2 separate regions of the Homo sapiens genome follow, and region 2 is linked to region 1. The links are chromatin loops, found by intact Hi-C in ENCODE. Cell type or tissue: heart left ventricle. All regions are shown on one strand. Links, peaks and the distances in the headings refer to the core of each region. The heading gives the core; the rest is flanking DNA. Region 1 overlaps ZNF736 (zinc finger protein 736). Region 2 holds the start of LOC124901657 (a long non-coding RNA gene).

Evidence for each region. A loop is a pair of places that touch in the nucleus more often than their neighbours do. Peaks named below come from ENCODE experiments on the same cell type or tissue, not always from the same donor. Only the 100,000 strongest peaks of a DNase experiment are listed, where the experiment ranks them.
Region 2: a loop joins it to region 1, with 5 times the contacts of the local background. A loop is called at or near these places in 21 of 110 quality-filtered maps.

Annotation. Positions count from the first base shown.
Region 1 is chr7:64,319,729-64,322,642 of GRCh38, forward strand. The region is part of intron 1 of ZNF736 (zinc finger protein 736); the gene reads left to right. Among named protein-coding and RNA genes, the nearest start is that of ZNF736, 7.2 kb to the left of the region's middle. In heart left ventricle, for the core only: a CTCF peak has its summit at 1,387; no DNase peak of the experiment used is centred there.
Region 2 is chr7:64,567,805-64,570,718 of GRCh38, forward strand. It overlaps LOC124901657 (a long non-coding RNA gene), which reads left to right and starts at 871. Exons shown (of 2, transcript XR_007060357.1): 1 at 871-1,164. It also overlaps the pseudogene LOC100129293. In heart left ventricle, for the core only: a CTCF peak has its summit at 1,725; DNase peaks (open chromatin) are centred at 1,824 and 2,418; H3K4me3 peaks cover 1,296 bases.

The DNA.
Region 1 (2,914 bases), core at 226-2,725:
TCGTGATCTGCCTGCCTCGGCCTCCCAAGTGCTGGGATTGCAGGTGTGAGCCACTACGCTCAGACAAAAACATTTCTTTACTTGTCTTTTTCTTTCTAAAATTTATCTTTTTCTTTCTAAAATTTACATCAAGAAGGAATTTTGGAGATGGGGCATTTTTGTTTACTGGAGGCCTAGGGTAATCACTATTCAAAGCTGTTTCTCTTTGAAATTTTTCAGTAAATAGTTTTCTTTTTTCCAAACCACAGTATATGGTTTTATTTAGTTCCAGAGAGAAGACTAAACAAACAAAACAACAAAAGTTTCTATTACACTCTAAATATAAACTGAAATTTTAAATTAAAGGGATACCTGAACTAGTGACTAAAAACCAACACAAACATTCATGAGGCCAAATCCAAGAAATCCTGTATGACTTTAAAACTTCAGAGAAATAACAAAAAAATTGTAGCTCTTCTGTAATCAAAACTTCTCCTAAGAACAGCTTACTGCAAGTGGGTTGCAATCTATATTTTCAGGCCACATTTTTTAGTATCTCAGCTTCTCAGTTTACCATCTACCCACAAAGGCCAGACACAAGATTTTAAGAAATGGTTGGTAAAACAGGAGAATGAAAGCTGTCTATGGGAGTAGACAAGTTTACAAATGTGGACTCCAGAAGGTCAAGAGCAAAAATCAAATAATAAAAACAAATACATTAGTAATTAATTATTATGTATGTAATGTTTTTTTGCCTAAGCTAGAGATAATTCATTGAGAAATAAAATTTTGAGGTTTGGTCTAAAAAAACTTCAATTTTTTTTTCTCCAATTTGATCTCAGCTAGAATGCTGTTTTGCTAATTCTCTGGATGTTAACATTTCAAATACATGGTAAGATTTACATCTCCGAGAGACTGAGAAAAGACTGGAAAAAGTTAAAGTATGTATTGTAAATCCTGCAGCAATCAAACAGGCATTTTGAACATTTAAAAGGTTTTTTTTTGAGGAAGTGAAAGAGCCCTCTTAAAATGTACTTTGAAATCTCTTATTAGAATGTAGCCAGGCAAAACAGAAAGAAGGCCTTTCATTAAATTTCATTCTAAAACCTGCCGTTTCCAATTGTGCATGGAAATATATTAATTTAGAAATGTCATAAGACCTTCATTTTTGTCATTGCATTTTGGGGTCATCTGAAGTCATGTCGGTACATTTACCCAGGCATTTGCAAGATGAAGCTCCATAGGTATTATACATAAGTTCAGCTTATGTTTCTAAGGCATGTTACCTAGAAGGAAAAGAATGGTTTTGATGATCAGTTTTCCATAATTTAGAAACTTTTCAAAGGTGATCATGGCCAGAGCAGTGTACCAGGTCTAAGTGTGCTGTGTATGAGCATCACTCCTCAAGGTGTCACCCAAGAGTTGCTGATTATAGTGCTGGGTGAGCAATGCTTATGTTTACTTCCAGCTTAGTTAAAAGTCTCTGCAGGTGTTTTTCTTTTGGGAGGACCCTGTGAGACTGGTACAAAGCATTGAAAATCATCCTAACACCTCTACAAAGTCTCTAGTTGCCTAGAGCACCCAAATGAGTCAGTTAAAGAAATTGCCTTTTATCTTTGGGATGAGAGAATTCACTCCCATGCACCTTTTGCTTTGAAGGTCCCAAAAAGTCAAGTTCAAATTAGAAGCAATAGAAAACAGCTGTGTTTTTTAAAGCATGTTACCTAATTTTAGAACAAAAGAAGTAAAACCACCAGGGCTAGACTGCCAGTATTATGACCCAGATTTTCTGTCTTGAGACAGTAGCAGAGAAAGCAGTTAAAAATATTGAAATTAAAATCTCCTGACTTTAGCCAAAAATGGAAATATTTTTTCTAGAAAGTGAGGGTTGAAAAGAACAGCTCAAGCAAAGTCTTGACCTCATGAAATAGTAGGGAGATCTGAATTCAGGAGGACTCACCCCTTACACTCAACAATGTACTGGGAGCTGGAAGAATACAAGGGGTTCTCATTGACTAGTTTCTGAGTTCAAGAGGGATGTTGGATGGTTGGGGGTGTCCCTCTGAATCCTGCTCACAGCACCAGAAATATCAATCCAAAGGAAGAAGCAGGGGCAAAAAAATAAAATTTTAAAGAATTTACTTCAGCCAAGGTGAGGACAGCTGCCTGGAAGACTCAGATGCATGTTACCTAAGATATGAACTTTGGCCTTTTTAATACGGTTTATAAAGTAAGAAGCAGAATAAGTAGTCAGCCATTGTCAGGAATTCTCGTTAGTTTGCAGAAATAACATTGATTAGTGATAAGCTGTATGTTGTTGAACTACAGTCTGAATTTAGCAATGAAATAGCTGGATCATATAATTCTATGTTCTAAACATAGAAGAAGGTACATTTTATGGTTTTTTTTTTCCAAGAAATGTCCACATTGTTTTTTATAGTGGCTACACCATTTTACATTTGCACCAGGAGTTAAAAATCATTCTAATTTCTCCCTCTTCTTTTTACCGCTTGTTCTTTTAGGGATTATGCTGTTGTTTTTCATATAATAGCCATTCTCATGTGTGTGAAGTGGTATCTCAATATGATAGAACATCAATTTTTATATTTATTTTATAAAGTTTTATTTTTTATGCTGCCACTATGCTAAATCTTGGTATTTGTCAAATCTCTTGAGTTTCTAGGTATAGTATATCATCTACAAATAGAAATTATGTTTTTATTTTTTTCCTTTGGGAATCATGTTTGATAATGCTATGTACAATATGCCAAGCACTGTTCTAAGAAGTGTTAAGATAGTAACATCAAAATACATTGTGAGCAGGAGTGAAGATACAGACATTTCTAAAATTACGGCTGAGAATGTGACAAAAGACATCTAATAGAGAAGAAAGTTCGCTTTAAAAAGGACCTGAAACTTATTCTCACAATTAAAA
Region 2 (2,914 bases), core at 244-2,743, 250 kb after region 1:
CAAAGTGCTGGGATTACAGGTGTGAGCCACCGCACCTGGCCGTGAACATAATTTTTTTTTTTTTTTTTGGAAAAAGGCATTTATTGGTGTGGTGGTCTCAACAATCCCCATGAATTGGAACACACAGCCCCCAGGGCCTCCCACCCCCTCCCTAGAATCCCTCCCCAGTCCCACCCCATCCCCTGGACCCTGGGAATGGAAGACAACGTGGGATGGGGCCCATGCCCCCGTCTGAGGTACAGTCACTGAGCCTTGCCCTCTCCTCTTCTCCACCAGACTCTGAGTGGTGTGGTTTGGGGTGGGTGTTTATATAGAGGGTCTCGTGGGAGTCGGAGTTGGTGACATGGCATCTTTATCTGGGCTCAGGATGTCTGTGTGATGCCTCTCTGTCCCCCACTTTGTGTGGTGTGGTGTACCAGGGCGGAGTATTCCTACAATCAGAGCTGAGGCTGCAGCCTCTCAGCGTCCCTTCCTGACAACAGATGCCTACCCAGGGGGAAATACAGCTAGTCACCAGCTACAGGACAGCTGGAGCCAGGGGGCTATTGCTGGTCACAGTCGCTGGTGTGTGTGTGTGTGGTGTGTCTGAGTGTGTGTGAGGGCGGTCAGGTAGCCTTTGGGAAGTACAGTTGGTGGAGAGGCCAGGAAGTGATAGACCAGCAAGCCCACACCTGTGGGCCAGCTGCAAAGGCCCCAGGGGCAGCTGGCTGGTTCCGCAGGTGGGGAAATCAAGGCCAAGGGGAGTGGTGGCAGGGGTAAGGCAAAGCACTGAAACAGACAGGTGACTCCTGCCACCAGTCTGACAGTTGGATGGAAGCACCGATTGGCCCAAGAGGGGGCCAGAAAATCCAGGGTGGGTAGGGACAGGAAAAGTGGGAAGGTCTCAGGCCACTGAGCCAGCGATGGAGCCTCTGGCTACAGGAAGCTGGTGGTTGACAGCAGGGAAGCCCAGAACCCAGATGGAGGTCCCCCACTTACTCGCAAAGGCTGAATGACAGCTTGACAGGTGAGTGCGATGCCCCTCCCCACTCCCAACCTGCCAGGAGTTGTCCTTTCGACAGGGGGAGGGGTCAGTGTGCCTGCATATATTGGGGAAGCAGGGAGCCTGGTAAGCCTCTCTTCACAGCTTCCACTGCAGAGCCTCATACCTACCTCCAGCCAGAGGTGAGAGGCAGTAGGGTTGGGGACAGTGGACATGGGGGTTTCGGGGGTGGGAGGACGGTTGAGTCCCTTCCCCCAGCCCACCCACACACACACACACAGAGACACAGACACCTACACACGCATGCAGGCTTACACTCACACACCCACACCCACACAAGCCTGTTGACAGCCTGAGCTAAGAGAGAGGGGTATGGGGTGGCGGGAGTGGGTCACAATCGGAAACGTGAACGGGTAGCGAGAATGGCTGTAGAAAGATACATAATTTTGCGTTACCCCTCACAGTGATGGGTTCTCTAAAGATCTTTCTTCCTCTGCCTCCTCCTCTTTCTCCTCTTCTCTTCTTCCTTGGTGGCCGAGAGCCCTTCTGCCCCCACGAGACCCAGGGCTCTTGCTCCCCCTTTTCTCTCACTCTTGGCCTGAGGCCCCCTGCAGGGGGAGGCGAGCTCCACTGGGTTGCGCCTACATTCTCCACCACAGCCAGCCCAGGGCGGAGAGGAGGGCCAGGGGCCCTGGGGGCCTCGGGGCTGAGTTCTCCAGGGATCCTGGGCACAGGAGCCGCATGGAGGCGCTGGACGCTCCCAGCCGGTTGGCGGCGCAACACGTATAGTTGCCGTAATGCCGGGCGCTCATGTTGGCAAAGAGAAGCATCGAGCGAGTGCGCTCCATCTGCACCTTCAGGCCCTCGGCCGTGCCGCTGCTCAGTAGTCTGTCATCCTTATACCACTGGAAATCCGCGGGGGAAACCGCCATGGCTTCGCAGCGCAGTAGGCGGCCCGGCCCAGCGCGGTGCGGGCGCTGGTCACGTCCGTGATGGTCGGAGGATAGTTGACTGTGACCAGCACGCGGCGGCTGTCGGGCGCCGAGTTAACCCCGTTGTGAGTCACGCACTCATACTCCCCGGCCTGGCCCCGCAGGATGTCAGAGATCTCCAGGATCTCTCCCTCCGAGGTGAAGCCGTCTCGGAGCTGTCTCCAGGTGACCGTGGGCTCTGGCCGCCCCACGGCCAGGCAAAGCAGGTTCACATTACCTCCCTCATTCACCATCACAGGCGACGAGATGTTCACAACGCGGGCAGGGACGTGGACAATGAGGTAGACCTGAGTGGTGTACGGCTGGTGGCGGGTCTGGAAGGAGCAGGTGTAGAGGCCCTCGTCGCCGAGCCCCACCTCGGTGACGAGGATGGAGAACTCCTCGGGGGTGTTGATGAGCAGCCGCACCCGCGGGTCCCTGGTCCTGCGGTCGTTGCCGGCGTACAGGATGTTGGAGCGGTTCAGCCAGGCCACGCGGGTCACATGCTCGTCCATGAAGCAGCTGAGGGTGGCGTTGTCACCTTCACACACTGTGTAGTTGTCGGCAGGAGAGTTGAACTCCAGCCTCTGGGAGAGCAGCCCCCGGCTGATGACGGCCAAGCCGGCCAGGGCGGCGGCGGCGAGAAGCCGGAGCCGGGCCCCGGGCGCAGCGGGGGGCATCGCGGCAGAGGCGGCACGGAGGGGGAGGGGAAAGGGGGGGCCGGTCCGGGGCGCGCGAGGCCTGGGGGGAGAGGGGCAAGGGGGAGGGGGAAGGGGGAGGGGGACCCCGCCTGCGGCTGCACCGGCCCGGGGTCGGGGGAGGGGGCTGGGGGGCGCGATCCATAATTTTTAAAATCAAACAAAAGTGGCTTTAGTGTGTTTAAATTGTTGTGCATTGAATGAAGTATATCCTGTCACCATCTGTAACCTATCCCACCTTAATCAAGGCTGCAGGTAACAAA